3 separate regions of the Homo sapiens genome follow, and all the other regions are linked to region 2. The links are chromatin loops, found by intact Hi-C in ENCODE. Cell type or tissue: heart right ventricle. All regions are shown on one strand. Each heading gives the region's core, and the rest is flanking DNA. Links, peaks and the distances in the headings are about the cores only.

The links. Hi-C counts contacts between places; a loop is a spot of excess contacts. Peaks named below come from ENCODE experiments on the same cell type or tissue, not always from the same donor. Only the 100,000 strongest peaks of a DNase experiment are listed, where the experiment ranks them.
Region 1: a loop joins it to region 2, with 3 times the contacts of the local background. A loop is called at or near these places in 22 of 110 quality-filtered maps.
Region 3: a loop joins it to region 2, with 4 times the contacts of the local background. A loop is called at or near these places in 25 of 110 quality-filtered maps.

Annotation. Positions count from the first base shown.
Region 1 is chr15:92,387,713-92,398,532 of GRCh38, reverse strand. ST8SIA2 (ST8 alpha-N-acetyl-neuraminide alpha-2,8-sialyltransferase 2) reads right to left here and starts at 4,652. Exons shown (of 6, transcript NM_006011.4): 1 at 4,371-4,652. The coding sequence starts at 4,468. In heart right ventricle, for the core only: a CTCF peak has its summit at 6,709 (motif pointing left); no DNase peak of the experiment used is centred there; H3K4me3 peaks cover 2,072 bases; H3K27me3 peaks cover 4,797 bases.
Region 2 is chr15:92,709,838-92,720,657 of GRCh38, reverse strand. It overlaps the pseudogene HMGN1P38 and the pseudogene RPL31P6. Among named protein-coding and RNA genes, the nearest start is that of FAM174B, 59 kb to the right of the region's middle. RefSeq lists silencers at 5,644-5,793, 5,904-5,953. In heart right ventricle, for the core only: CTCF peaks have their summits at 5,472 and 5,674 (motif pointing right); a DNase peak (open chromatin) is centred at 5,697; H3K4me3 peaks cover 1,134 bases; H3K27ac peaks cover 1,114 bases.
Region 3 is chr15:92,273,045-92,283,864 of GRCh38, reverse strand. LOC107987227 (a long non-coding RNA gene) reads left to right here and starts at 6,117. Exons shown (of 2, transcript XR_001751663.2): 1 at 6,117-6,238; 2 at 6,649-6,862. It also overlaps the pseudogene DUXAP6. In heart right ventricle, for the core only: a CTCF peak has its summit at 5,926 (motif pointing left); no DNase peak of the experiment used is centred there.

The sequences.
Region 1 (10,820 bases), core at 1,736-9,735, 320 kb after region 2:
GTGTTAACATCTATAAAGCACTTGGAGTAGCTCTTAGCTCTTAGGAAGCACTCAGTAAATGCTAACCGTGATCATCATCTTCACCGTTGTCATAATTGCTATTGTTATCTTTACTAGTCACTCAACTTCTCTTTAACAAGATTTCTGTAATTCCTTTATGGGTAGAGGAACTAATATGAGGATTAGGACATTGGGTTACAAAAGAGGAGACCTGTGCAAGCCTGCTCTGCCCTTAACCAGCCAGGCTGTGATCTCAGATTAGTGATGTTATTTCTCAGTGTCAAATTCACCCTAGCTGATAAAAAGGAAAGGTTTCTACAGGGAGAGCCCTATGCTCTCTTCTTGTCCCAAGGCTCAGTGAGTTTCTTTCTTTCTTTTTCTTTTCTTTTTTCTTTTTTTGAGATGGAGTCTCGCTCTGTCGCCCAGGCTGGAGTGCAATGGCGTGATCTTGGCTCACTGCAACCTCTTCCTCCCAGGTTTCAAGCCATTCTCCTGCCTCAGCCTCCCGAGTAGCTGGTATTACAGGCACCCGCCACCATGCCTGGCTAATTTTTGTACTTTTAGTAGAGATGGAGTTTCACCATGTTGGCCAGTCTGGTCTCGAACTCCTGACCTCAGGTGATCTACCTGCCTCGGCCTCCCAAAGTGTTGGGATTACAGGCGTGAGCCACCGTTCCCGGCCAGCTCTGAGTTTCAACTTTGCCCAAGGATGCTGTGTGTGCCCATCACTGTGCCAGACTCAGGAAAATATTTATCCAACAGATGTTTATTGAATGCCTTGTGTGCCCAGTTCCATGGACACCATGATGGGCAAGACAGCTACGCCTCACAATCCCCTAGTGGAAGTTACACTCAAGATTAAAGGCCAAGAAACAATCAGAAGATTTTAGCTTACAACTTGGTCGAATTGGATCTAAAACTTGGGAGTGTGCATGAATTGATCAGGGCCTATTTTACCAAAGCCCCACCCAATTTCTGACTTAGAATTTGAATTCACTCCTTGGCTACCAGGCAGGACTCTCTAGGTGCTTTGCAGAGAACTTATCTTTCTACATTTTGTTTTCTTAGTCAGCTCCAGCTCAATGAGAGCAAGAGAGTCAGAAATGGAACTTTGGAAAATAATCACTAAGGAAAAGAGATGTGTGTCTCAGAAAACTCCCCTCAAAGAAAGCCCTGCCCCTCAATTCATGATGTATAACTTTTCAGGCAGGACAGGACCTCTGAGACCACCACATTAAAAGCCTCATTTTATAAAAAAAAGAGAATCAAAAGCTTCAGAAAAGTAAATCTCAGTTTTATCCCTCCAGATAATACACATGTAATTCACTTTCTTCTTTCACTTTTTAAAATTCCTTAATCCTTGAAAAAGTTACCCCCAAAAGAGGTTCCTTCTATCTTTCCTTCCTTCCAACAGATCACAGGGTCCCACTGTTCATTACTTTCCAGAAACAGCCATCCTTTTACAGAGCCATCGCTTTCTCCCAGGGGCCGACACGCGCAGATCATCTGTAATCCTCCCTAGCACAGGTCCGGAGTGAGTTGGGGATGGAGGGGCAGGGCTGGTGCAAAAGCCTCTTGTGCCTGAGTATGATTCGAGGTCTCCAGGAAGGCATATGGTGAGGAAGGCGGAGCCCTCTTGACGCCCCTCACTGGCCACTGTGCCAAGGCTCTTATTGGGCACTGAGCCCAGCTGCCCAAAGTTGGGGTAATTCCAAGAATGAATTTAGTGTTAAAACCTCACTTGTGCCGGGAGGGGTGGCTCACGCCTGTAATCCCAGCACTTTGGGAGGCTGAGGTGGGCAGATCCCCTGAGGTGATTGAGACCAGCCTGGCCAACATGGTGAAACCCCGTCTCTAATAAAAATACAAAAATTAGCCTGGTGTGGTGGCAGGTGCCTGTAATCCCAGCTACTCGGGAGGCTGAAACAGGAGAATTGCTTGAACCCGGGAGGCGGAGGTTGCAGTGAGCCGAGATTGTGCCACTGCACTCCATCCTGGGCGACAGAATGAGACTCCGTCTCAAAAAAAAGAAAAAGAAAAAAAGAAAAGACAAAAAAAAAAACAAAAACAAACAAACAAAAAGAAACCCCTCACTTGTAAGCAGACAGAAGGTGCTGTTGGGATTCCCATGCTCTGCCCATGTGTTTACTCCTCCAGCCATGGTGAATCCCAAAATATGCCTCCATTCCTCTGGATTAAACATGTGTGGGGCTGACCGTGGGTGGGGCAAGAGTGCCCATCCCAGTCGAAAGGCATATGCAGTGTTGACCTAAGGCAGCTACATCAGCCTGGGAGAGAGGGTGTCTTAGGCCTGGTCAGGACTGGTCAAGCCAGTGGTCAGCCTGGGACGAGAGGCAAGAGAGGGAAGGAAGATGCCACAGGAGGTGACACATCGTACTTGTTTGACCGTTTTTTCCTAGGATTGGCCCAGCAGAGACAGGATAAAAAGAAGCAGGGAGCACTCAAGTGAGACAAGTCCCCGGGGTGCGTACATATATGGGAACAACCTGATGTGGGGAGCGTAGGCTTCACCGTGCATTTGGCAAGAAAGTGCAACATTATGTGCAAAGTGATCTCCTGATTGCATTTTAAAAATTAAAAGTTCCCAGCATGTGGAAGGTATTTGGTAAGAATTCAGTGAATGGCTGACCTAGGGGTGCCTGGATAAGCACAGCACTTATGTTTTTATAACAGGACAATGGGCAGCGCCGGGCCTTCCCTCTCACATGGGCAAAGGTCAGCAAGTGATCTGAGCCGGGCAGTGCCCACATCCGGAATCAGAAGCCGGAGAGCCTAGAGGAAGGCCCTCCTCACCGCATCTTCCATTACCCCAAGACGTGACTTGCCCGATTTCCTTTCCAATCCACGTTTCTGAGGCGAGCAGCTATGAAAAGTAGCATGTTTATCTCTGCGTGGGAATTGGTGGCACGTTGTGTATTAACTGCGCAGCATTTGTGAAAGTTTTCAGAGCTCTTGGGGAAACCGAGAATGAGAGGAGAAAGAGGCAGGGAGAGGGGTTCTGGAAGCCCAGCGGAGTTCACAGAAGGAATTCCAGGGAGATGGGCAGGGGCAGGGAGAAAATGAGAGCAGGAAGCGGCACTTGTCACAAGTTTTTGTCCTTGGGGCCTCGGCATCCCGCCTGGGCCCAGGACTGGCATCTCCCATTTGAGGGACTGACAGTGTGGCGGACCCTCAACTAGCACAGATAACAAATGAAGTAACAAATGGGACAAAGGAGGGGCGCACGCGGCGCGGGACTCGAGAAGAGCGCCTGGCAGAGCACAAATCCCACAGAAGAAGAGACCTTCTGCCCTCTTTGAGACCTCACCTTCCCCTTGCCCAGGGCCAGGAAGCTCTCCTCGGGCCTCCTCAGAACCCCGGCTGCCTCCCCACCTGTCGTCTACCGCCCTTTGGAGGTTCCGGAGAGGGGCCCGGCCCGGCGAGCCGAAGGCTGCGGGGCGGGGCGCGAGTCTCAGCCCCTGGGACACACAGCCGGTGCGTCCCGCGCCTCAAGTGCGCACTCCAGGAAGTCCGGAGCCGGGAGGATCCGGGCTCGCGGTCCCACCCTACCTCTGGCGAGGTCGGGAGAAAAAAAGCGCCAGATCGCCCGCCTGAGGGCCCAGAAGCCCACCGGGCGGCGGTACAGACTTTCCCGAAATGTCTCCGTCTCCGCGCTGCGAGCGCACAGGAACCCAGGGTCGCCGGGGTTGCCGTGGCTTGGCTGAACGTCCAAAGCCAGGCGAGGGCGGGGGGTCTCAGTCCAGCTATGCGAGCCCTTCTCTAGTGGTGCCAGCTCCTACGCCGGGCTCCCGGGCCGGCGGGAGGCGCGTGTGCCTGTCTGTGTGTGCAGGGGACATTCCGCTTCCCAGTAGCCCATGCAGAACCCCGCCCTCCGCTCCGGCCCCAGGAACCCCTCCCCCAGCTCAGAGATCCCTGCGCGCCCCCTGCCCACTTTGCCAAGGCGAGAAAGCGGCCGTGCTGGAGACAAAGAAACTCCTGCCTCCCTCCACTCTCGGCCCCTCCGCCCGCCCGAGACACTCCCCGGCGCCCTCCCTCGACCCCGGCGACACTGCGCTTGGACACGCCAGGCAGGGGGGCAGGGTGGGCGAGTCCGCTTCCCGACGCGGGCCAGCTGGGGGCTTCCCGTGAACCCCGCCCGGGGACACCCCACAGCAGCCGCGCCCCCACCCTCCTCTCCCCAAACCGTCCCGGGCCCCTGTCGCCGCCACCTTCTGCCAAACCGTCCCCATCTCTCCAGCGGAGCTACAGCGGGGCGCGGCGCACACAAAGGGGGTCGGAGGGTGGAGAGTACAGAAGGAGGGAGAGATCCCGCCAGGGCTCGTGGCACGGGCCTGGGAGCAGCTATTTACCCGATTTCTTCTTCGATCTCTGAGATGTCTGCGAAGATGAGGAAGACCACGAGCAGCGTGAGCGCGGCCAGCATCCAGCTCCGGAACTGCAGCTGCATGGTGGGTTCGCGCCCGCCGGGACCCACGCGGGCCGGCGCGAGGAGCAGGGGCCGGAGGGCGCAGCGGCGGACGCCGGAGCCTCCGCGCGCCGCGCGCAGCTGGGCAGACACCCTGCGCTCCGGACGAGTCCGGGCCGGCGGCGGCAGCGGCAGCGGCAGCGGCAGCGACAGGCAGGGGTTGCTCAGGCGCGGCGAGCCCGCTCGCTCCCTCCCGGCTCCCGCCTGCCCCTCCCTCCCTCCTCTCCCTTCCCCCGCCCCGCGCCCGGCTCCGCGCGCAGTTTGACAGCTTTGCTCCGCGCCTCTGCTCGCCTCCTCCCACCAACTCCAGCGTCCAGGCGCTAGCCTTTGCTTCTCCCGCCTGGCTTTATTCAGCTCCCGAGGGCGCGGGGATGCAGCCGGACGCCACTCCTGGCCTAGAGAGACTGGGCTCTGGCCACCGCGAGCGACCGGGTACGGAGCTGAGCCCAGGGAAGTGCGCGCACCGCCCGGCGCACCCCTCAGGCTGGCAAACGCCCTCCCTCGCCCGCTCTTTGTCCAGCTCCCTCGCCTCCTCGCAAAGTTTTCTCGACACAAAGACCAACACCTGGGGACAGCCCCCAGCGCGCGGCGAGAAGGCGGTTTCAGCCAGGCAGATGTTTCAGCAGTTGATGAATTAGGAGGGGAGGTGGGGGAAGGGGAGGAGAGAAGAAATATCCAAGACAGGCCAACTTCAGTGAAGATGCTGACTACAGTTTGTGGGCGAGGCTCTCAGCCCTCGAGAAACCACTCCCTCCAGGTGCTGATCTTTATCTCCATTTATAGACCCGATACTGGGTCGGGAGAGCTCTCCGAGCTGCCCCCAGATCACGCAGTCCTGGCTGGAACCCTCGGCTAGAACCCCAATGGGAGACTCAGCGCCCGCCTTCCCTCCGCCCTCGCGGTGCTGACGCCGGGTGGCCTTCATCTCCCCAGTTCTTGGACTCTCAATGACCCTAAGATCAATAACCGCGGGAGGCCTGTCTTGATCAAAATGCCTTCTAGAAAAATATGGCTCCCACAAGGGGTAATGCCCCCCACCCTTCCGAATATTGTACACTTTCACAGCCTTAGACAGTTTAAGTCAAATTACATTTCACACCAACCATTGGCCAGGGGTGGGAAGGGCCCCATTAAGTTTTACTGGAATTAGATAATTACCTTTTATTTTCTTTGCACGAATTGGAACAATTCCTGAAATTAAGAAATGTAACTTTCCAGAAATGATCATCTGGTTTATGAAAGGGTCCTTTGGGTTTGAGTGTGGGGAGGAGGAGTCCTGTTGGAGAAGCTACATGGAATGTCCTAAGTGCTGGAAACCACACCCCAGTGAATGGGAGGGGCGTGTCGGCCTTATCCCCTGGACCACTCAGAGGAGTTTGGCGAGGGGCTGGCAGCAGCCAAGTCCCTTCATGGCGCCCCCGGGGATGTAAGAGGGCCTTCTGATTTTCTACCAAAGTACTGCTTGTGCCCAGAGCCCTTCTGCCCCTTCGTGTGTAAGGAGGGGCAGGAGGGAGGCTTCCAAGCCGGGGGCTGCTGCCCTTGTTGACCCTGGGAGCCAGGGCAGGCTCTCCCCTGCAGGAAGAGGTCCCATCACCCAGCCTGGAGAATGGATTAGGGAAGCAGCACAGCGTCAAGGGAGAGCTCTGCCTCACCTCCTTTGAGGAGTGCCAGGAGCAGATGTCTTTTCCCCAGAGGAAGCGTGTACTAATTCCCACCTCAGCGCTTCATTTCCTTCCCATTCCTTGGCGAAGTCAGCGCACCCTGCTCCTTTTACAGTAAGCACTTCGAAAATACCATGTATTTTTCTTGGGGTGAGGTTTTTCTGATGTGGAGAACAATGTTGGACGTCACTCTCCCTGTCTGTTAGAGGCAGGGATGAGACGTCAAAGGAGAGTTTCCCATCAGTGTGGCTGGCACGGGGTCTAACCATCCTTATTTCAAGTTTTCAAAATGCCAAAATCTTTCCCTTTGTCTTGCTTGAAGGGTGGTTTAGGAGGTGTGGAGTGGTTTTTGTCATCATTTTGCCTTGTTTTTCTGAAGGGAATGGTTGGGATACCTGAATAGGGAGAGGAAAGTACAGGATGCGCCTGGTATGCTGCTCTGTATTTGAATCGCTCCTCCACTCACTCCAACGTGCAGCAATATTTAACCTACCTTGTACCAGGCTCTGTGCTAGGAGCTAGAGACACCAAGTGGAGAGAGACACCTCGGGTTTCCTGCCCTCTAGTGGCTCACTGTTCACAAGGGAGACAGACATTCAGGTGTCTAATTATGATAGGGGATTTGAGCTGCAGTAGACCTAAGGTCTCCTGGCTCACTTATAATTGATTAATAAGATCCCCCAAAAGAGCAAGAAGAAACTGACCTTTCTCTCCTCTGTTCTCTGCTTCTCTGCTTCTCTACCTACTGCACTCTTACCATGCAGAACATCATGGAAGTGTTGCCGTGGTACTAAATTCACCAGGTCGGGTCAACCTCATTGCTGCAAGCACAATTACAACAGAGTCTATTTCCATTTCCTGTTAGGTGACCCACGATTACAGCAGAATCTATTTCCGTTTCCTGTTAGGTGGCCCATGTTCTCATCCCAGGCTCAGTCTTCCTTCTTTGCACCCACCAGACCAGAGTCATATGAGTGGACAGGAAACAGTGGAAGCTTTTGTTGAATGGTTCGATTCCATATAGAGAGATCCCTGTAATCAGACCCACAGAGCAATATCTCTCAAGTATACCTGCTCGGAAGTAGAGCTAGCTTCCTCACATAGACGCTGTCCTTGCGATGAGAGTCACTGAAGTGGGATTTTTCTTGGAGGGTGATGGGGGACCCTTGTGATCGTTGACTATAGAATACCTGCTATCTGTGATCACTTAGGTTTGGGTCTCGTTGGGCCAGCTCCTTTAACAAGTGATTGTGTACATACACCACCCGTTGCTGCCTCTGCAAAAATGAGTTTGTTCCTGGAATCTGGAAAGAGGAAGACTGATGAGATTGGTGGAGAATGTCAGACTGGTGATGTGAACTGCCACATGGGCATGTGCTTGGCTTGGCCACCCTGACCCCTCCCCTCCTGCTTACCCCTCTGTTTAAGCAAGTCTCTTTTCCTGCCTTGGATTTTCCAAGAAGCCCGAAGGTCCTACAGCCATCACTTCTGTAGACTAAGTCATTGAATGTTTGGGTTAAAATGAGGAAGTGGTGGCAAATTAAAGGCCATTACCACCCATTAACATTTTAACTCAAATTAATTGAGTATATAAGCTATTCAGGCAACTGGTAAGGCCCTGGGCAGTTTGTAGTAATGAGGGACAGAGGGCCAAGAGGCTTTTCAGAAGCTCAAAGGAGCCCAACAGGGTCACACATGGACACCCCTTCCTTGTGTCTGACACTGGCTGAGGGCATGTTTGTCCTTCTAGCTGCAACCTGGAGAATGGGGAACCACCCAAAGCCTGAATTCGTGGAAACTCTAAAACTGTATCTACCATTTACACATAGGGCTAAACTCCCCCTCTCCACCCCAGCTATGCAGAATCTTCACCTGAGCGACTTCTTGGGAGTAGTAAGGTCTGTATTGATAATAACTTGTCCAAGTGACTGGCTGGAAATGGGGGCAAGTCGGACGGGGGAGGGAGCAAGGGGGAATGGAGCTAACATTTGGGAGTGCACACAAGTTCAAGGCGCTGGCCTGGGCTATTTCTCTGATTTAATCCTGGCAATCCTTTCATATAGATATCATTATCTCCCTTTTACATTTGAGGAAACTGAGGCTCAAAGAAGCTGATTTCCTACCCTGACCCAGCAACATGTGGGACTGTGGGATGGCCAATATCCTCTTCCGCACGTGGGGCAATTCTAAATAGATTTGTAAACAGGCATCTTCTTTAATTCTGACTATGTGCCCTTAGTTCTGGCATGTGAGGATTCTGGGAACAAATCTATCTTCACTCACTGCACACCCTTCATCATTTGTGAGACTATAGTAATAAATCTCTGTTTTCATCTTTCCACATGGAAAAAACGAGTTATTTCAATCAATTCAGACTTAAAAAAACCTTAAGAATAAATAATAACAATCGCATTCAAAATTCTGACCTAACACCTTTGAACTCGCTCCAAGAGCAATTTAGAATGTGAAATAACTACAAAGTGGTAATGGTCTTGCTTTTTCATCATCTCTGAAGGGGGAACTGTATGTGTGTTGGGACTGGGTAGGATGGGAGGGTGATGTCAACAGGTAGAGTATCATAGTCGGGATACATTCATTGGCTATTGTGTTTCTGCACTGCTAATAAATGAGAGAATTTGCCTTATCTTGAGAAATTTACATTAAATTTGAGTATTCTCACAAATGCAACGTTTTCCGCTTTAAAATCAGACTCAGAGTGGTAAGAATATGGAAAAGTTAACGGGCACATTTGCATTCCTTTTGTAACTTTTTTTAAATAGCAAAATTATAGTTTAGCCAAGGAAAGAAAAGAAATGTACTCAGGCGATTGCTGTAAATATTTCCGAGACTATCAGCAAGAGATCTTGGGAGGGGTGTGAGAATGAGCTCCACAGCGAGCTGGAAGTGGTAGTGGGCAGGGGGATGGTTCAATGTTTTTTTGTTTGTTTGTTTGTTTGTTTTGCTGGGAGTTTAACAAACTCTTCAGCTGGCATTCAAGGCAGTATTGAACCAAAGCATGAAGTCAGGTACCAGACAACAGAGAAGAACTAAAAGGAATGTCCGCTCACGATTCTCACCAGGGCTTCGAGGAATGATCACTGTGATCTCAGTCAGACTTCCTGGCTTGCCCAACTTCTTGGCTTGCCCACCTTTGCCCAGAGTCCAGCATGGCCCCTTCCTTGTAGGCATCTGAGGAAACTGGCCCGTGTTGACCATCCCTGGCTCTCAGTCTTGTGCCACTTCTCTTAACCTTAGTTTGGATCATGGACCTCCACATTCTCAGAGCTGGAAGGGTTGGTGGAGATGGTGCTTTCCCACTCATTCATTTACTTGACAAGCATTGCTTCATTGCCTCTTACATGTCTGGAATTATGCTGGAGGGCTGGGATGTAGCAGCAAATGGGGTAAACGCAGCTGCTCCCCTGGTGGAGCTTGGAGTCCAATGGGATTTTCTAGATGAAAAACGCTGTGATGAGAGACCAAGAGACTTGCCCACAGTCCCACCACTTGTTTCAGAGCTGAGAACAGATTCTAGCTCTCCTGCCTCCTAGCTGAGTTCAGTTCTAGTTCTCCTTCATACATAATATTTTATTTCATGTTTGTGATACTTCAGTGAGATTGGAAACTCCGAAGGGATAGGGACTTTTATTCCTCTCTGGCCCCACATTATCTAGGAGGAAAGAACCCCAGTCAATACCTGTTCCCATCATGGTCAATTTCAAACCATCATCGTCACGTTGCTGAAGGCAGAGTTAGGAAAAGATGTGAACCGCCCAGCATGACACAGTATTCCCACCATATTCATACAAGAAACAAGATAACTTCAAGAACATAGATCATGGTCAAGGGTGGAAAATGAAATTAGGAAGTGATGAGTTCTGAGTATTTATTGCCTTTGTTTTTGATATAATTTATTGAACTTCAAGTTGATATATTTCCATTTTTAATAATGACTGTATTGAAGAGCCAGCATGAGCCACCTCCAGCACAAAACTAGGGACCAGTGGCAACAGGAGGTCGCCAAAGTCACAATGCCTTTGTGAGCATGCCAGGTGAAATACTGTTTCTAAAGTAAACTCGAAGCGGCATAGTCCCCAAAGACATGGCAGCGTTTGCCAGGATGTCGACCCGCTGGGATGTTGGCACCAAACACTGGACAGAGGAAGGAGACTCTTGGTGCCAAGTCAGTTTCTTGTAAAATGTCCCTTTGGGAATCCTCTTCCACTTCTCCCCTGCCTCAAATGCCATCTGTGTGGTTATACATCCTCTCTTCCCAGTCCTCAGATCAGATTTGTCAGAGCAGACTAGGGAAAACTGGGAGCGGGGGGGTGATCAAGAGACCAATTTGGCTGCATGAGTATACTAGTTTGGATTGGATTTGGCTACAAGGGACAATAAACCCAAAATGCTAGTGACTTATTCGAAACAGAAGTTTATTTCTTCTTCATGTGCCAGTCGTCCAGCAGGCAGCCAGCACTGGTTTTGCTGTGGTTAGTCTGCGAAGTCCTTAGGGATTCTGATCCTTCCAGCTTCCTTTCCACCATCTCCAAGGTGAGACTCTTTCCTCTTCTTCCATCAAATCCAGGTTCCAAGCAATAGAATAGAAGCAGAGATAATAAGGAAGAAAGAGGAAAGTTCCTGACACCTCCAGAGATGCTCCCATTTACACCCCT
Region 2 (10,820 bases), core at 1,959-9,958:
TAGCAGTGTGAGAATGGACTAATACATGTCGTCTTGTACTCTTGCCCCCTACAGCCTATTCTCACTCTAGTAGCCAGAGTAATTCTGTTAGACTATGAAGTCTGATAATGTATTCCTTTCCTTATAATCCACCACTGACTACAGTCTCCGTTACAATCCTAAATCTTTGTGTCCTAGTCAGTTCGAGCTGCTGTAACAAATATGCCACAGACTAGGTGGCATAGACAACAGACATGTATTTCTCACAGTTCTGGAGCCTGGAAGTCCAAGATCAAGGTGCCAGCAGATCTGATGTCTGGTGAGGGCCTGTGTCCTGCTTTGCAAATGGCTGTCTTCTCATTGTATCCTCACATGGTGGAGAACAGGGTGAAAGACGCCAGGAAGCTCTCATGTCTCTTCTTAGAAAGGCACTAATCCCATCACTAGGGCTCCACCCTGATGACCTAATCACCTCCAAAAGGCCCCACTTTGTAATACTATCACCTTAGGGGTTAGGATTTCAATATGTGAATTTCGGAGGGGACACAAACTTTCAGTCCATAACACCTTGCAGTCAGCTACACTGCCTTCCAATGTATCCCTCACCCTCACTCTACCTTTTTTCTCTCTTATTATTTTTCATTTTAATCACTGTTCTTGTCAAACTGACCTTCTTGCTATTCTTTGCACTTGCATCAAGGCCTTTTCTCTTTCTGTTCTCTGTTCCTGGAACAGGCTTTCCTCACCCTATTTGAAATTGTAAATCGCTTACGATCTGTTTCCATCTTCCCTGATTGACTTTATCTCCATAGTGTTTATAACCAACTTGTTAATTAACTGTCTTTCCTCATAAGGATGTAAGTTCCATGAAGGCAGGGATTTTTTTGTTGTTGCAGTTTTATAACTTTATTTGATGTATTTGATGATCAATGGTTAGTTGTCATCCACGTTGACTATCAGTAGGTATTTGAAAGTGGTAATAGGTATAGGTAACTGAAGTGTAGAGCTTGTTTGGTGAATCTTCATTCTGATTATGTTTTCTGGACAACTGCACATGGATACAGCATAGGACGTTGCTTATTCCTTTAGCTCAGACAGTTTTGTTGAGCCTGGTATCAATGTGCACTTCTGGAGTCCCCATCGCCTTCATGGCAAATTTCCAGAGGCTTTTGAGTGTGCTCAGGAGGATGCTTCTCGAAACCCACTCCCTGGATGTGCTTGGGAATGTTGATGGTGTATTCTTGGGTTCTCACTCCATTGAGGGCCCTTTTCGCTATCTGTCTTTGCAAGAGCCATTCTGCCTGGCCCGAGTTGGGTAGTAGGCAGGGATTTTTGTTTTGTTTTTTTCTGCATCTGTATTCTCAGGGCCTGGAACAGATGAATGTTGAATGAATCAGGGCATCTTTCTCCACAGGGACTCACATTGGCTCAGCTCCTTAGTACTGAAAACGTATGTCCCAGTCATATGGGACAGCTCCCAGCCACATTGTGAAACTGGCATATTTTGTCTTGGGCTATTTTACTTCATTTCTGTAGTCTTTCCTAAAGCTCCTCCCTTGCAGCACTGATCTCCTGGGACCCCATACTGTGGAATTTGCTAAAATGTCAGTGAATTTGGTGTCTGTGGCATTTATTTTTATCAGAAGTAACTTCAGGCGGCCGGGTGTGTTGGCTCATGCCTGTAATTTTAGCACTTTGGGAGGCCGAGGTGGGTGAATGACTTGAGGTCAGGAGTTTGAGACCAGCCTGGTCAACATGGTAAAACCCCATCTCTACTAAAAATTCAAAAATTAGCTGGGCGTGCTGGCGGCTGCCTGTAATCACAGCTACTTGGGAGGCTGAGGCAGGAGAATTGCTTGAACCTGGGAGGAGGAGGTTGCAGTGAGCCAAGATCGCGCCACTGCACTCCAGCCTAGGCGACAGAGCGATACTCCATCTCAGAAAAAAAAAAAAAAGAGAAATAGTGTCAGGAAAACCTGGTATCTTTCAAATTTGTTACTATCACATAGCATATACCAGCGTTCTAGTGTTTCTAGAGTTAATAGGACAGAGATAAGAAAAAAAGAGGATATTGGTTTAATCATCATTTACATAATGCATTTTATGAGCCCACATAAATTATGCATTGTTGACCTTTAAATTAATTTAGGCTTAATGAGATGGTTTCATCATGTTTAAAGACAGCATAATTATTTTCTTATGTTCATTATCATTTTCTAAGCTTACTTATGCTTTGTCCACCCTCAAGTCCCAAGTGTATTGTCTTACTATGAAAAATTGTTAAACCTGTTTTCTGGTGTGAGGTTTGCAGAAGTCTGGTCTCACCAAAGAGATATACTAAATTGTTTAATTTAGCAGGGTACACTAGAGTGACTTTTGTTTTAATTGTGAACTGTATTTCCAAAAGAGTTAAACTTTGTGGTGTTTAATGGGACCACAAATGTCGATTTTTCTTTTCTTTTCTTTTTTTTTTGAGACGGAGTTTTGCTCTTGTTGCCCAGGCTGGAGTGCAATGGCACGATCTCAGCTCACTGCAACCTCCGCCTCCCGGGTGTAAGCAATTCTCCTGCCTTAGCCTCCTGACTAGCTGGGACTACAGGTGCATGCCACCAAACCCAGCTAATTTTTGTATTTTTAGTATAGACAGGGTTTCACCACGTTGCCCAGGCTGGTCTTGAACTCCTGACCTCAGGTGATCCGCCTACCTCAGCCTCCCAAAGTGCTGGGATTATAGGCGTGAGCCCGGCCCACAAATGTACATTTTCAAATGTACTTCACACCAGGAATCTTAAATATCTTGGGCACAAATTGAATAATGAATCTGGGGCACAGCTGAGATATGAGAAAGTAGGATCCACAGGACCTAGGATCTTTAGAAATGAGTGGAGGAATTGAGACAGAGCACAGCCATGATGAGTTGTCTTTGCTCCATGATGTCTGAGCTTCAGCTGGGAAGACTCAGGAGCTGAGGATGACTTGATTTCTTGGGCCTGGAATCATCTGGAAGCATCTTCACTTGCATGTCTGGTGGCTGGTCCTGGGTGATGGCTGGGACCCCTCCTTGTCTGCCAGCTGGAACAAATATAGGTGGCCATTCCATGTGGTTTCTCAGCATAGACTAGCTTGGGCTTCCTCACAGCATGGCAGCTGGGCTCCAAAAGTGAGTGTCCCAAGAGATAGGAAGTAGAAGCTGCTAGCATCTTAAGACCTTGGACATGGTCATAGTGGTAATTTCTGATGTATTCTACTGGTCAAAGACTAACAAAGCCCAGATTCAACACTGACCCACCTCTTGATTAGAAGAATGGTAAAGAATTTTGGGGTTCTGTTCAAAAACCTCCACAGTTCCTTAGGTGATAGTGTAGCTCCATGGTTAGGAGGTCAGGGTGTGAACTCAGACTGCTTGGGTTCACATCTCACTTCCATTTTTACTGGCCATGTGATCTCAAGCAAGTTCATTGTTGTAGAAACGATTGTTGCACACCAATCTCCATTTCTGTTCTCTTCTTCCTGGGAATACCAATAGACTATTTCCCTGCCCCTTACACCTACGTGGGGCCAACAGACTAAGCTGGCAGGCTCTGAGCAGAAGTGCCACATGCCACTTCTGGCTGAGGTGGGTAAGAGCTCTGGATTTTCTTAGTCTCTTCTCCCTCAGCTGTAGCTAGAAGCAGGGCATCCAGCAGCAGACACAGGGGCAGGCAGTGGAGGAGTCACAATATGGAAGGGGCCTGGCTCCCTGAGTGACCCTAGAGTGAGTCCTTTCTCTCATGCTCCTGCCACCAGGATATGGGGGAGGTGTAAACTTTGTGTTGAGCCATGAGGTTTTGGGGGTTGTTTGTTACAGTAGTTAGCCTATGCTGACTAATACATTACCTAACCTCTCTGAACCTGTTTTGTTATCTGTAAAGTGGGGGTATTAGATGTGGCTACATTTAAGTGCCCCACAGGTTAAGTGAAATAATTTGATGCACAGTGCCCAGCACATAGTAAGTACCCAACGAGTGTTAGCTATTGTTAGTAAGTGAATGCGAATGCCCATTAGGAGAGGGTGGCAGGTTTGCTTCAGTAATGGTAGGGCTGTCATTATCATCACCATTGCTGGAATGGCACCTGCTATATACTGAGCACCTGCTTGGGCCAGACTCTGTCCTAGGGATGCTACACTTTTGTTCCTTTTAGTCCTCTGAGGCAGGAATTATTAACCTTGAGGAGGAGCTGAGAGTCCTGGGGCCCAGAACTGCTGCTGAAGCTGTCTCAAGTCACACCGGGCGCTCCGACCTCAGAGCCTGACTCCTTTTACTGCGGCGATGATACCCTTGCATTTTTGGGAAATGTGACTTTAAAAAAAAGTGTCATCCATAGGCCTTCCTTCTTGCTGGGGAAGTGCTGTGTCTTTCTTTTTTTTTTCTTTTTCTTTTTTTTTTTTTTTAAATCGATATTTTACCATATTTTATTTTTTATTATTTTTACACACGGGGTCTCACTCTATCACCCAGGCTGGAATGCAGTGATGTGATCATAGCTCACTGCAGCCTCCCACTCCTGGGTTTGTGTCTTCCTTATTGAGACTTTCTCTACTTCAAGTTGTAAGAATCTGCTTTTATAACTTAATCTTTTGGCTTACAGCTTGGCCCCAAGTGTGGAAGGCTCCAGCTTCCTTCCCCGCCGCAGGATCCTATTACTTCTTTGTTCTGTTTGAACTCTGCAGACTCTAAAGTGAAGTGAGTCGGTGGAAAACCTGGCTGGATCTCAAGAATACAGCCTGCGTCTGAGTCCCATGAATCTCCCCGCAGCTTAAGGCCTCCTGTGAGCAGAGCGGATACTGTAAAGCCCTCTCAAAGACACTAATAACTAGAAGTGGGACTGTAGCTCCAAAGTGGCTTTTTTTTCCCCTTTCCCCCGTGTAACTTGCTGGAAGCACTTCGTATTTCTTTATTTCTTTGTGGAATAAAAAAAATTTGTTTGTAATTCCATGAGAATTAGAAAGGCTTGTCTCAACTTCTGAGTTGGTACTTGACATTCAGATACTAAATTTACTAGAGGAAGCACTTTTGCTAGATTAACCAACGATGGATTTTTCTTCACAATTGCGTGTTAATTTGCTCCCTCTTTGAGATGTCAATTTTTGGTTTTAGCAACACAGCCCACCCCATAGATCAGCAGATCTGTGAGTGTGGATTCAGTTGTTAGCATCACGGGGCAGGGGTCCCTGGACTGCATGTGCCTTTGTATTAATTGACTAGACTTGCAGTTATATTAATTCTACTTGTGGTTGTTTAAATTGTGCCTACTTGCACCTTACTTGTTGAGTCAAGATAACAGGGGTTATATAAACGAGTTTATAATATATTTGGCTTATCCTGCTCCTCGTCTGGCTCTGATAAAATTTTAAACGTTCATTTTTCTTTCTTTCTGTCTCCCAAGTCGTTTCTGAAAGGCAAGACGTTAGACTAAAACCAACTTCTATACTTAAGATTATCCTTGAAATAGTTACGAATATGTTCAGGAAACAAAGCCTTGCTCATTATGTGCTAGAACAATGGGTAAACTTTGCTTTCTTGTAGAGAAGAAAATGTTTTCTTCAATAAGATATCGGAAACTATTTTTGTACTTGAGAAATCATGTTACTAGAGACCTAAAAGATCCGCATTTTGTGGCTGTTTAAGAAAGCTACACAAGATGGCGCCAGAGAGCCGGAGTGGAGAGGGATGCGCGCCCCGCACGAAAAGCTCAGCGCCAAAGGGGCGCCCGGGGCGGGCAGGCGCGTGTACCGGTTCTGCGGCGGGGCGGCTGGGCAGGGGCGCTTTGCCCATCCTCACAGCTTCCGCTCTCTCCGGGCAACCTTTTCACCAGCTTCGCACAGACTTTCCGCCCGGCACCGTCCTTGGGTCCTCGGGGTCTCTGGAGCGGCCTGGAGGAGCCGCTGGAGAAGGAAGGGGGAGAAAGCAGCGGCGGAGGCGGAGGCTTCCTCAGGCCCACTTCGAAGCAGGGCGCCCGGCCGAGCCTCTGAGGAAAGCGCGCGCGGGACGCGGATGGGTCTCGGCCTCCAGGGGCCGCGGGAAGGGAGAGGAGGAGGGCGAGGGGAAGCGGCGCTCGCGCCCGGACTCCGGCCATTCCTCAGCGGTCCACCGCAGCTGGCGTTCTTCTTTGATCCCCGGAGTTCTCAATGAAAGAACGGAGAAAGTGGCTTAAAAAATTGTGGTTGAATACACACAACAGAAAATTTACCATCTTAACCAGTTCGGTGGCATGGAGTGCACTCAGCCGTTGCGTATATGGGCGAGTGTCGCCACTGCCCATCTCCAGAACGCTTCATCAAAGGGGACGAAACATCGCGTCCGTGAAATGATAACTCCCGCTCCCCTCTCCCCGCTCTCCCCGGCCCTGGCAGCCAAGCGTGCTCTTTCTGTCTGGAGGAATCTAACCACTCTCCGCACCCCATAGAAGCGGAATGCCACAGTCCCATTTGTCCTTTTGTGATGGACTGACTTCACTTAGCATCATGGCCTCAAGGCTCATTCCTGCTGTAGCCTGTGCCAGAATTGCCTGCCTTTTAATAAGCCTGAATCATATTCCTGTGTGTGTGTGTGTGTGTGTGTGTGTGTGTATCACCACATTTTGCCACTTTTACGTATAGACCACATATCTTTCTTCCTTTTTTAAAAAAATTATTTTTTATTTCAATAGTTTTTGGGGTACAGGTGGCGTTCGGTTGTGTGGATACATTCTTTTTTTTGGGGGGCAGAGTCTTGCTCTGTCGCCCAGGCTGGAGTACAGTGGCAGGATCTCGGCTCACTGCAATCTTCCCCTCCTGGGTTCAAGCGATCCTCCTGCCTCAGTCTCCCGAGTAGCTGGGACTACAGGCACCTGCCACCACGCCCAGCTAATTTTTGTATTTTTAGTGGAGACGGGGCTTCACCACTTTGGCCAGGCAGGTCTTGAACTCCTGACCTCAGGTGATCCGACTGCCTCTGCCTCCCAAAGTGCTAGGATTACAGGAGTGAGCCACCGTGCCCAGCCATGTGGATACATTCTTCAGCCTTGATTTCTGAGATATTAGTGCACCTGTTACTGAAGCAGTGTATGCTGTACCCAATGTGTAGTCTTTTATACCTCGCCCCCCGACCAGCCTTCCCCTGCAAGTCCCCAGAGTCCATTATATCACTCTTATGCCTTTGCCTACTTATAGCTTACCTCCCACTTATAAGTGAGAACATATGGTATTTGGTTTTCCATTCCTGAGTTACTTCACTTCGAATAATGGCCTCCAGCTCCATCCAAGTTGCCGCAAAAGACATTATTTCATTCCTTTTTATGGCTGAGTAGTGTTCCATGGTGTATATATGCTACATTTTCTTTTTCCACTTACTTAGACCACATTTTAAAAATCCGTTAATCTGTTTAAGGATATTTGGGTTGCTTCCACCTTTTGGCTATTTCAAAAACTATTGAAATTAAAAATAAATAAATAATTAAAAAAATAAACATTTAAAAATTTGAGTCCCTGCTTTTAATTATTTTAGGCATATACTCAGAAGTGGAACTTATGTTTAATTTTTTGAGGAACCGCCATACTTTTTCCCATAGCAGTACACAAGGGTTTTAATTTCTCCACATCCTTGTTGACATTTTTTATTTTCTGATTAAAAAAAAATTAGAGCCATCCTAATGGGTATGAAGTGATTGCGGTGGGGTTTGATGTGCATTTCCTGGAGAAATTGGTATTTATTTATTTATTTATTGTTTAGGCCACATTTTATTTTTATTTTTTTCATAATTGAGATTTTATTGGTTGAGGATCAGTACAGACATTTCAATTTGTACACAAATCTTAACATACGTAACGAAATTCTAAAAAGCCATGTATTGTAATTCTTTTTTAAAGTTATTCCAGTGACTCTCCAGCTTAAAATTTGGAAGCAAATTTTCCTTAAGAGGTTATCAAGTACCAGTATCTTCACATGTTGGTCAGCTGTTACATACGGCCCACCAGTTCACAACTCAATAGCACGTACACTACATGTTCAAATTTGTAATCTTTCACAGCACAGTAAGTTATTAGGAAAACAGGACTACCACAACCAAAGATGTTACAGAGTACACACAATTCTGACAGAGAGCGCCATGATCAAAGAGTGGTTTTCTTTAGGAAACAATTCTACTAAAAAACAACATGGTAATAGAAGTAATTTAGAATGTTCAAGACATTAAATGCAGGACTGACTCCATATTGCCATTTAATATGCTTTGTATTATGGGATATAAAAACTAACCCCCCATCTATGGAATGTTAAGCTGACACCCGAGACAGTCAGAGCCTCCCATAATTCAATATCCCACACTACTTTCTGGTTGTACCAAAAAATAAACAACCAGGAAATGATTTCACCTCTTAAAAAAAAGCATTTACACTTAAAAAATGGGATGAGGTGGGATTCCCTCCTCCTTAAAAATGTTTCTAGAGCTACTAAAAAACTTGCATTTACAAAATAGTTGATAAAAATTTTCCTCTGGATTGTACAAGAAGGGAGACAGGGACCACTGATGAGACATGGTATATGGTTATTAATCAGACTTGGCTTCTTTCTCTCCTGCTTCATCAGAGGCTGGACTCTCCTCAGTTTTCGTTTCCCCGTTTTCTGCAGGTAAATCTTCTTTAGTTTCTTGGTTAGCCACTTCGGCCTGTTTTCCCTTTGCTCCCCTTTTCCCTTTTGTTTGCGCTTTTTTGTCTGAAGATTTATCCTTCGCTGCTGCCTTTTTCGGCTTCGCTTCCACTTTTGCAGGAGGTTTAGCTGACAACCGCGCCGATCTCCTCTTGGACTCTTCCTTGGCGGCGCCTTCGGCGGAGCTGACCTTCCTCTTGGGCATCCTGGCGGCGGGGAAGGCGCGTGCCGGGTGCCTGCGGGCCGCGGCGCGCCGAGAGCCTTCGCGAAACTGGGCTGCCTTGCCGCTGCCGCTCCTCCCGCCGCCCGAGCTGCTGAGCTAGGCCACATTTATTTATTGTTTAGCTCCCTAGTCAGGAGACTCTGCAGCGTGGCCCAGTGGTTACGAGCGTGGTATCTGGTGTGTGACGGGCCTGAGGGAGAATGCCAGTGAGAGGCGACAGCGTGCTGGCAGCTCTTGCAGCCCTTGCTCGCTCTCGGCACCTCCTCTGCCTGGGCTCCCACTTTGGCGGCACTTGAGAAGCCCTTCAGCCCGCCGCTGCACTGTGGGAGCCGCTTTCTGGGCTAGCCAAGGCCGGAGCCGGCTCCCTCAGCTTGCAGGGAGGTGTGGAGGGAGAGGCGCAGGCAGGAACCCGGGCTGCGTTCGGCGCTTGCGGGCCAGCGCGAGTTCCGGGTGGGCGTGGGCTCGGCGGGCTCCGCACTTGGAGCGGCCGGCCGGCCCACAAGCCCCAGGCAGTGAAGGGCTTAGCACCTGGGCCAGCAGCTGCTGTGCTCGACTTCTCGCCGGGCCTTAGCTGCCTCCCCGCGGGGCAGGGCTTGGGACCTGCAGCCCGCCAAGCCTGAGCCTCCCCTCCCTGCGGTGGGCTCCTGTGCCCGGCCCGAGCCTCCCCGACGAGCACCGCCCCCTGCTCCAAGGTGCCCAGTCACATCGACCACCCAAGGGCTGAGGAGTGCGGGTGCACCTGCCTCCCCGGTGTGGGATCCACGGGGTGAAGCCAGCTGGGCTCCTGAGTCTGGTGGGGACTTGGAGAATCTTTATGTCTAGCTAAGGGATTGTAAATACACCAATTGGCCCTCTGTATCTAGCTAAAGGTTTGTAAACACACCAATCAGCACCCTGTGTCTAGCTAAGGGTTTGTGAATGCACCAATCACACTCTGTATCTAGCTGATTTAGTGGGGAGGTGGAGCACTTTTGTGTCTAGCTCAAGGATTGTAAAGGCAGCAATCAGCACCCTGTCAAAACGGACCAATCAGCTCTCTGTAAAATGGACCAATCAGCAGGATGTGGGTGGGGCCAGATAAGAGAATAAAAGCAGGCTGCCCGAGGCCGCAGTGGTTTTGTTTCGGTCTTGACAATAAATCTTGCTGATGCTCACTCATTGGGTCCACATTGCCTTTATGAGCTGTAACACTCACCACGAAGGTGTGTAGCTTCACTCCTGAAGCCAGCGAGACCATGAACCCACCTGGAGGAACGAACAACTCCAGCTGCGGTGCCTTAAGAGCTGTAACACTCACCGCGAAGTCTGCAGCTTCACTCCTGAAGCCAGTGAGACCACGAAGCCGCCAGAAGGAATAAAACTCTGAACACATCCGAACAACAGAAGGAACAAACTCCGGACACGCCGCCTTTAGGAACTGTAACGCTCACCGCGAAGGTCCGCGGCTTCATTCTTGCAGTGAGACCAAGAACCCACCAATTCCGGACACACCAGTGCCCTGGTGGACTCTCGATGATACTAGTGAGTTACAGCTGCCCTAAATCTCAATGTCTTTACCTGTCGGTTGGGGTTCATAGTATATTCCTTCCACCTGGGTGGGTTAGAGGAAGACATGAACTAAGGTATGTATAGCTAGCTCTCAGCACAGTTCCCGGCATACAGTAATAGTCAAAAATGGTATCGGTGTATACAGAAGCTCAATGCAGAAATTAGTGAACCAGGGAGGTGCTTAGGTCCATCTGGCTGCAGAGGGCCTTCTACCTCCCTTTGCCAACATCTTTCTTCCCCACCACAACATTACTGACATCCTGTCCTCATATGAGGCATGTTTAGCAAAGAGGTGCTCACCGTGAGCCCTGCACTCAGTGGTTTCTTGAGTTCCTCTCAGTGCCAGAGTCTGGGACTGTCACTGGAAGCTACTAAGCTGATTCCCAAGAGTAAGAGTCTTAGTT
Region 3 (10,820 bases), core at 1,818-9,817, 440 kb after region 2:
GGGGAACATCAGTCATTTCTCTTAAGGCCTTCAACAGATTGAATGAGGCCCATCCACATTACAGAGGGTCATCTGCCTTATTCACAGTCTACTGATTGAAATGTTAATCTCCTCCAAAAAATAACTTCACAGCAATATCTAAATTGGTGTTTGACCACGTATCTGGGTACCATGGCCTAGCCAACTTGACACATATATGCTTAGTTATTAAAGAAACGATCAGGCCAGGCACAGTGGCTCACACCTGTAATCCCAGCATCACCTGACCTCAGGAGCTGAAGGCCAGCCTGGCCAACATGGTGAAACCCTGTCTCTACTAAAAATACAAAAATTAGCAGGGTGTGGTGGCACCCGCCTGTAATCCCAGCTACTTGGGAGGCTGAGGAGGGAGAATCGCTTGAACCCGAGAGGCGGAGGCTGCAGTGAGCCGAGTTCGCTCCACTGCACTCCAGCCTGGGCGACAAGAGTGAGACTCCATCTAAAAAATAAAAATAAAATATAAAAAAATAAAGAACTGAGCAGATATTTTTCAGAGTGGTCACACCATTTTACGTTTCTACCAACAACGTACACAGATTTCAGTTGCTCCACACCTTTCCCGCCATTTGATGTTACTCGTTTTAATTTTATCCATGCTAGTGAGTGTTGATTGGTGTCCTATTGTGGTTTAAATTTGCATTTTCAATAGCAAATGCTTTTCAGAACCTTTTTCCATGTTTATTGGCCATGCACGTATCTTCTTATTCACATGTTTTTTTTTTTTCCTCCAGTTATTGATTCGATTGTTTGGCTTTTATTATTGAGTTTGTATTGAGTTGTTTTTAGTAAATATTGTTTTCCTATCTGTAGTCTAGTATATATTTTCTTCATGATGTCTTTTAATCAAAAGTATTTAATTTTGATAGTCTAATTTATAAAAATTTTCCCATTTATGGTCACTGCCTTCCTGTAACCTGTCTAAAGAAACTCTGCCTACCCCCAGCTTGCAAAGATGTTCCGTGATTTCTCCAAGAAGCCCTATAATTTTACCTTTCATAATTAGGTCTCTGATTTATCTTGAATTAGTGTTTGAGTGTGGTATGAGGTAAGGGGTCAAGGTTTGTTGTTTTCCATATGGATTTTAGTTACTCCAACCCTATTAGTTGAAAAGATTTGACACCTTTGTAAAAATCACGTTCTGTAACTATAGGCCTATTTCTGAACTCCAGTCTGTTCTGTTGATCTATTTGTTGATCTTCATACCAGGACGAGTTTGTTGATCATTATAGCATTATAGTAAGTTTTGATTTAGATTGTTTGTCTTCTAACTTTTCTCTTCTTTTTCAAGATTGACTTTGATATTTAAGTCTTTTGAATTACCATATACATTTTATTTTTATTTATTTATTTTGATTATTAATAAGTTTATTTTCATTGTCTCAAGGTCCGCTGAACTCTGGATCCAGGCTGTGTCAATAGGGTAGTGTGGTGCCTCCTGTACCTGTCTCTGCCTCCTACAGTCCTTTTTATTTATTTTATTTCATTTTTTATAATAGAGACAGGGTCTTGCTATGCTGCCCAGGCTGGTTTTGAACTCCTGGGCTCAGGCAGTCTTTCTGCCTCGGTGTCCCAAAGTGCTGGGATTACAAGCATGAGCCACCGCACCTGGCCGTGTCCTTTACCATCTTCAGAGGGCTTAGCTTGCAGTTTCAGCAGAAGGATAGACTCCCAGGAAGACTGTGAGAGAGATTTGGGGCCCAAGTTGATAATATCAAATACACTGAACTTGACTGTGTCCACCACCTTCTGGCTCTATAGAAATGAGAATTGCTAGTGAGGTTGGTGCCATTTTGTGTATCTTCTGTACCTTGATGTCCCTCAGAAATCTTGCCCCTGGTCTTCTTGTTCTAAGGACACAACAGGTTCCCTGTTTCTCTGGAGATGAAATCTAGATCTTCAGTTTTGGAACCAGATTTGGACTCTTAACTCTGGAACACCAATTTCTTCAGCAACTTGTTCTCTGGAATCAATCCCAGGGTATGGGCTTTTCATAGATGCCTTGATGAGAGTGCTTAATTGAGAGGCGCTGTAGGTGGTACAACACCATCTGGCTTCTCTACTTTGAAACTCTGCATCAGGTCGATCTTGCCCATGGCTCTGGCTTGATTCTAAAGTCCCAGGTTCTGGTCTTTTCTGGAATCCAGCTCTTCAATTCTGAAACCAAATCTGGATTCTGGACTCTTCCGTATTGATTTCTAAAGCAAGTTTTTGTTTGGTAGCATAACCTGGGTAAGGTTTTTGATTGAAGGTATTGATGAGGATTTTCAACTGATCTGTGATTTTGGTGAGACTGCGCCTGTGATTTGTTGTCACCATCTTATGTGAAGAGGTGTCTTCAGCCATGCTGGAAGAGAGTCCTGGAGGCTGAGCTACTGTCAGGGAGGCAAGAATTACCATATAAATTTTAGAATCAACTTGTCAGTTTCTATAAAAACCCAGGTAAGATTATGCTTGTGATTAGTTGAATCTATATATCACTTTGGAGAGAACTGCCATATTAAAAATGTTGAGTATTTGATCCATGAAAATGGTATGTTTATTTATTTAGCTATTTTTTATTTCTCTCAGTTATGTTTCGTAATTTTCAATGTAGAGATATTGCATGTATTTACAAATTAAATCCTAAAATTTTTATGTTTTTTGTGGTATTCTCTGTTTAATTGTTTTTATTTAATTCCATTTTCAACTGTTTGTCACTAGTACATAACATACAATTGATTTTTGCATGCATATTTTACATGGTCTGATCTTATTAAATAAATGTATTAGTTTTACTTGTTTTGTAGATTCTCAAGAATTTTCCATGTAAACAATCATGTCATCTTCAAATAAAAACATTATAGTTCTTAAATCTATGGTACACTAATATTTTGTTATTTGTAGCAGTATGTAATCATTTCTAATCATGTGAGTAGCACTAGTGAAATTTTGACAATGAACGAATGCCAAACACAATGGAGTTTGTTACAACATTGTTTATAGTTTCTAAAACTGTTTTCAACCAAATGTTCAACAGTAGAGGATTAGGTCAGTAAATTTACAGTACATAAACTTACGATGAAATATTGTGGAGCCATTCAAAGTCTCATTCTTGTATAGTCTTTAAGGGTATAGGAAAATTCTGATGTGTCATGTGGAAAACAACACTCAAGATACTAAATAATCAGAATACACTAAGTTATTCTGTGTTAAAACAAGAATTTCATAGTCTTGGTGTTTTAACACAGCAAAAGCTTATGATTCATAGGGATCAGCAGTCACTATGGATTCTCAACTGATTGTGCTCTACCATCTTGGGGCTCCAGCGTTTGAGATATGTGGCCCTTTTAGTTAATGCTACAAAGAAAGAGAGACTGGGGAATAACCAGGTTGTTCTAAGACTCCAACAACATTCCTGGCTTGCTGTCCCTGGAAGGAAGTTTATCTTATGAGCTACCACTGCCAACACACAGAGCACCTACATACCTACTATCACAGTAAACCAACGTGTTAATCAAATAATGGCCTGAGTTCCCAGAGTTCACATCATTTAAGTGTGCTGTGCACACTAGCCTGCTGATTCTCCATGTGGAGGAAGGAAGCATATCAGAATTATGTAGATAGATTATGTTTTTTATTAATATCTTTATCTAGACAGCTTTTACTGGAGATTGTTATACTTTTATTGGGAGTGGGGAAATGGGGCACTGGAAGAAAAAAAGGGAAACTGGGTATATGTATTTTGAAAAAACATTTTCCAAGGGACTATGATATGTTACTCCTCAAACCACTGATCTCAACTTTTCTTCATAAAAATGAACAAAAATTAGCAGCTTGAAGAGGTGGATCAAGCAGAGTGCCAGAAAACAGGAATTCAAACACACTGAATTCATATTTGCAGTGAGATTGGGAAAGAGATCATGTTTATAAAACAGGAGCAGACAGCCATGGGAAAGGGCAATGCTGAGAAAAAACAGATCTTGGAAAAACACATAATTTCCAAAAGAAAAAATAGCCTAAATATCACAATGGATACTTCAGAAAAAGTCTTAGAAATCAGACCAACTAATGTTATTCTCTTGGAATGCAAAAGCAAAAGTCAGAGATGAGAATTACAAATGAAAAGATAAATTAATCAAGCGATTAATAGAGATAAAAGATAAAAACAATCAATAGAGCCATAATAATAAAAAGATAAAGATAATCAAGAATAGAGCTAGGACTCAGTCAGCAGAATAGAAGTTCCAGGAGGAGAAACAGAAGAAGATGAAGAAGAGAAAATTAAAGAAATTATCTGAGCTGATATGACTTCAATAGTATCACCATGTGAAACCTCGCCTGTTTTTTTTTTAGTGTAAGTTCAGGCCCAAAAGGTGGAGGGCAGGAAACAATTTTGGAACGTAAGTCACAGCAGCTAACTGGTCAAAAGCCTAAGCTGATCATCCTAGCTCTATTTTTCACCACCTTTTTCCTGTTCCCCTTACCTTCTGCCAGCAACTCTGATGAATGAGTTTCCTTCCTGGTGAAATGATGCCAGCCTTCATTTCCACAGGATCCAAGCTCTGGGTGGTCCTGTCTTTACTGGATTTCTGCAATTTTCCGCCAATACGGTGAACCGTTGTCTACCAGACAGTCTCACTTGCTTCTATTGCACGACAGCAACCCAGTTTCCCCGTAGCCATTGGGATTAATTACCCCAGTCAGTAGAGTGACTCCTCCGCCTGTTAGTTTGGTGGTATGAGAAATAATGTGGTTGGGGTTCAGTGTCAAGCTATAATTTTATTGATATATCGCTGTGATCTCTAGCGGGAGTTTTCTTACCTTAGGCACCAGACACTCCAACCCCATCAAACTCAAGGTCATAACAAGGGAAAGCAATTCTTCAGTGGATTGTTTGGTAAAATAGGGAGAGAGACAACTCCCACATCCACACTTTACCTCCCAGACTCATGCATTCTGGCTATTGTAGTGGCCCTGCATATTGGCTGCTAATTAAAGGCATCTACTACGTCCTGTAGGGTAGCTCCCCAACCTTGCAGAATGTTGTTTCCCCCCAGTTCTTGTAATCAAACCTTTGCCATTTTATTAAGGCAGTTGCTTCTAGGTGATGGGGCACATAGTAAATCTCAAGGCTATACTTTTTTTTTTTTTTTTTTTTTTGAGACAGAGTCTCACTCTGTCGCCCAGGATGGAGTTCAGTGGTGCGATCTGGGCTCACCGCAAGCTCCGCCTCCCGGGTTCATGCCATTCTCCTGCTTCAGCCTCCCAAGTACTGGGACTACAGGCGCCTGCCACCACGCCCAGCTAATTTTTTTTTTTTTTTTTGATTTTTAGTAGAGACAGGGTTTCACGTGTTAGCCAGGATGGTCTCGATCTCCTGACCTCGTGATCCGCCCGCCTCAGCCTCCCAAAGTGCTGGGATTACAGGCGTGAGCCACCGTGCCCAGCCAAGGCTATACTTTTTTGCTATAGAACAACTGCTTTGCTGGAGACTATGTTGTTTGGGGTAACGTGGCAGCTGATAAGGCACCAATCATGATGCATGTGGAAGCACAATAGGCAAGAAAAGTAAGTCTATTAACAGAATAGGCATTTATCATGGTGAGGCCAAATTTGTTGCCCCCTCCATGATGAAAGGAGCAATGGAATCAATGTGTCCTATGTGGCTGCTTGGTATACTCAGGGATTAGGGCCATACTTGCCATTGGCTCATAGGGAACTCAGTGGTGTCAGGAACCAAATAAGCCTCGCTGGGGAAAGTCCAGGCTTCTTGACCCCAGCCATACCTTCAGGGCCACTTGGGATAAGAGCCTGAGCAAGCACTGGGGTGGCTGGGGAAAGAGGCTAACTGGCATCCACACTTAGTCATTACTGAGAGCTGGCACTGGAGTGGATGCCCTCTGGTGGGCATTTTTGTAAGAAATGATTGTCTTCTCTGTGCTCATTCTGAGAGACCCACCCACACATCTCTAGCCCAGGCTTCCCTATCACCAATTTTCCAGTATTGGTCTTTCCAAGTTTCTAGCCAGTCACTTACCTGTTAACCTCTGCCAATGACAATGTTGAGCCTTACTCCTGCTCTTCTCTTCCAGGTGAAATAGGCAGCCATCTGACTGTACTACCCAAAGTCTGCCCAAATGAGGATTTCCCTTCACCACTCTTTGAAGGCCACTCCTAGTGGATTTTACACCCTGAAAACCCCTCCATAAACTGGAGACTGGTGAGCAGGAATTCCCTATGAGGTCATCAGTGTGGGTAGAGGGAGAAGTAGTGAAGCATAAGGAAGAGGCACCTTGACGGGGAGAAAGCTACGTGCTCATGCCATTTACTTGTACCTTCTGTACTTGTTTGAGTCAGTCTCATTTAGATCTTTTCCATGTAACTACAGGTGCTGTGCCCACCTCTATGATCTGGTGACTCAGATGCTACCCAGTTCATGATGGGAAGTTTTCCTTACCGTGTACAATGAGCACACTGTTACTGAGGGAGTGCCCACACATGATGTTCTATGGGATATCAAAATAATCAAGATCCCTGTGCATTATATTATGACAAAGAAGCAGGGGAGTTATCATGGTCTCAAGGGAAAACATGTGGAGACAAATCTCTTCCGGTTATCTTTTTCAACAGAAATCGAAGAAATGGCATTTGCTGTGTTAATAGTTGCATACCTGTAGCCAGTGGCTGTACTGATTTTCTCAGTAAATTACCACATCTGGAACCAAAGCTACAGTTGTCATCCTCACCTGATTAAGTAGGTGATAATGTACAGTTATTCTCCAGACTTATCTGAGTTTTGTACAGGCCCAACAAGCTAAATAAATGGCCACTATGGTAAGACCCAGGACCCCTGTCTTTCTCAGATCTTTGATGATGGCCTTCTACATGCTGGAACTGGACAAATGAATCAGGGTGGGTCCCACCAGACCCACTGAGAAATTAATTCAATTTCTAGGGCTTGACATCGGCTCAGAGATGACTCTTATAGCCCTTGGAAAGTCTGGATATTTCTTTTTCCTTACTGCATAGTCACCCTGGAAATAAATGCAGGGCCCTCTGAGGAAGGCCTGGAGGTAGATGCACACTGTATACATGTGGTCGCACTATAGAGTTCTTCCTCAAAGAATCCAGCCTACTCTGGTTCTGTGTACTGGCCTAGGTCTGGAAAGTGGGCAAGAGGCCATGGAATCCCATTACAGTGATTCCATGTATTAGGATTCATTGTATTAGGATTCTGCTCACCAGAACCAGAAAGTTTCTTTCCACATGAGTCAAGTACACTTGAGTAAGTCTACCCATCGATTTCATTTCTAGGGACCCTACAATTCAATTAGTCATAGATGCTGTGGGTCAAAATACTTCCATTGCCACAAAAGACACCCCTGCTCATTTTAGAAATTGTGTCTATGTTGTTGCTCATGGTTAAGGGCTTCCACTCTGCTCCTGGAGCTACTCCTGGTACCAATTACAATGTTAGTCTAATCTTGTCAAAAAATAGATGGAAATTTCAGAAGGGTGAATGGGGAGAGTCTAACAAAGGAACCCTTTGCAGAGGTGCTGTTGGGTTAAGGGAACCCAATAAGACATGGTGAAGCATCCCAGGCCCAGGAAAAGTAGGGAGCTGCCACCTGCACATCCCCTGACCCCCAAGGCCTGAAAGGCAAGGAGATGGATGGTTTTCAGAAATGGTGGTGTGGGAACATCTAGTAGAATCTGTGGTCTTTGGTAGAGAAATGAAGCTACTGATGAGTTACTAAGGAGGATGCCGGGAAAGCGTATTTGCTGAATTTCTCCCTCTTCCCCCACCCATACCCCTTTAGATTTCCTGAAGGTCCTTCCCATTGGCTGACCGCAACCAATAGCCAGAGGGCAAAAAAGCCACCCTTCTCACACAGAGCGGGTTAGAAAAGGTGGACAGTGTGGATTTGAGGGTTGAACCGAGAAGAACATCCAGGGCAGGTGCTTTATCTGCCCTGGATAAAGCCCTAGATATGATTCAGCACCCATTCAAGAGCAAACTATTAACAAACTGTGGATTTAAAAAATGTCCCTAACTGGGGCCAAATAATCTACCAGAAAACAACAGCAAAACTTATACCTATTGGTGGAACTTTAAAAGAATTTCCATTTAGAAGCATCAATTTGCATAAACTCTTAACAGTGCATATGCCCATGTATGTCTTCCAATAATTTATTCTAAAATAATACTCATTCACAGAATTGATAGTACATTTATGTTCATTGCAGGATTCTTCATGAATGAAAAAAATGCTGGATGTGTTCAATAATTAAAGGTTAATGTAATAAAGTATAGCATAAACATACAATGGAATGCTGTGTTAAAAAAATTCTTTGTTGTTTTTCAGTTTACAATTAGCCTTTCCTGTGCACCTAACTATAGATCAGGCATGATCAGTCACTTTTTTAAAGTTCCATTTAGTCTTCATTATTCTGTTTGGTTTAACAGCAGCCATTTGTTTTTCAGTTTAAACACTTTTACGAAAGAGCTAGCCTTCTTAAGACATCATCATTGAGGCTGTAGGATGTCCAAGATTATTAAGATATAATCTCTTCCCACAAGGAACTCCCAGCTGAAGAGGACAAATAAGATGCCTGTATAACACACAATGTAAGAACTGTTATAGAAAATGATAAAGGAGAGGACTCCGGAAACATGCAATGGAGAGGGCTTTCTTTTGTCTGAGGTTGTAAGGAAGGCTTCCTGGAGGAGGAGGTACCTGTTCCGTGTCTCCACAATTAGGTATGATTTGACAGGTATACACAAGCAAAGGGCACCCAGATGGGGGAGCAGAATGTGTTGGAGAATAGGAAGTGGTGTGGCTTGGCAATGTTGTTCTTCATTATAATTGTGGATTAACAGAATTTTATTGAATAGCCTGGGACCTTCACCATCATTGTTTCTATGAAAAAGAAATGTTCTAATCTTTTAGACAATGCACTTTGAAGTGAAAACGTCTTTAGCAGTGAAGGCCTTTTTATATCATCTTTGAGTCTTTTGTGAGCACAGTTTAATCTGCCAATGATAATAATGCTGACTTTCTTTAACGCGCCACTTGCTGTTGGATTTCATGAGGTAATTTTTAAAGCAGGTGCCTCCTTATTGCTTATGTTGAAGATTTGGTCACGGAATATTTTGTTTTGTTTTTGTTTTTGTTTTTTTTGAGACGGAGTCTTGCTCTGTCGCCCAGGCTGGAGTGCGGTGGTGCAATCTCGGCTCACTGCAAGCTCTGCCTCCCGGGTTCACACCATTCTCCTGCCTCAGCTTCCCAAGTAGCTGGGACTACAGGTGCCAGCCACCACGCCTGGCTAATTTTCTGTATTTTTAGTAGAGATGGGGTTTCACCGTGTTAGCCAGGAATGTATGTTTCTCCCTGGGATCATCCCTTTGGGGCCAATAGTTTTTTATCAGCAGCATGTCATTTTATTTGAGGTTTCTTATAGCTGTTTAACAAGGCATTCAGTTGGAAATATATCTTGTAATTTTAATTGTCGATCACCACCCCTGGTAGGAGGGCCTTCCTCTTACCATATGGAATACAGATGTGAAGAGGATTGAAAGAGGGCAAATATAATGACCATCAATCAGGAATGTTCCAGGCTAAGGAAGAAGAGGAAATACCTGAGTGTTATCTAAATGGATGAATATGACAGCTGTTGGCCACAGGCTAGTTAGGATGTAAGAACAGTAAAAATTGAGATGTGGAAACATGCTGGAATAAAAAGTCCTTTGGCAAGATTAATACATGGAACGTGGCTTGTTCAAGGGAGGCACATATTTAGGTACTCTGCTGTCTTCTTGTAAAAGGCTGCTTGACGGGCATGAAGAAGTTCTTGAAGCAAAGCAGGTGCTACTTTTGCACAGCTGTGACCCCGAGTCTGCCAAGCAGCGGTCAGGGATGCAGCTGCTTCTTGTAATTAATCATCCCAGGCGGGCTCTGCTGCAGGTCTGCTTGCAGTTCTGTGTCCTGGGTCTTGATTGTGTCTTTTGACCACATTGCCTGGGACAGGTTGACCCTAGAGAGTGCGACAGCAGTTTTCTGGAATGTGATAAAGGGAAAAGGGGCCAGGCAGGCAGTTATCAGAGCTGGGAATAGTGCAACTGCTCCTTCAATGCAGTTGGTAGGAAGAAGCCTGGGTTGGTGCTCCATCATTATGCAGCAAACATGTGCAGAGCCGGTGGTCACAAGCATTTATCTTCAGCCATGTACATCCACTACATCCAGTCCTGCCACAGTGTCCTTGGGGTGCTCCAGCCAGAGCAGGATGGATTCCTGGAGTAAGCGTGAAGGCTGGCCCTGTAGACCTGCCGCCATCTAATCCCAATGGGACTTGCCAACCTGCCTTCCCCTGGTTCTGACATCTGGCATATCTCATGTGCTATAACAACTGAACTGCTTGCTCTTCCCCATGTTTCCTTCATGTCTGCCTTGACTCATTCTATTCCCTTTGCCCTGGAAGCTATTCCAGTGATACTATGCCCTAGAATCCAAATCCTACCTCTCCCTCCTCAAATGTCCCCTCCTCCACAAAGCCTTCCATACCTTTCCCAGCTGGGAGAGAGAGGATGCCTCTTCAAGTCATCCCATCTCTTGGCTCTTTATGTGCATGGATGTCAAATAATAATATCCTTTGTGTGGACTTGGCTCACCATAAGACCGATAGCTTCCCAAGGGCAAACTACTCACCTGGTTCACAATCCCTTGTACAATGCCTGAGAAAGTGTAGGTCCTAAATGTGTGTTTAGGGTGCAATGATCTGTTTTTTCCCCTAAAATGTTTCCA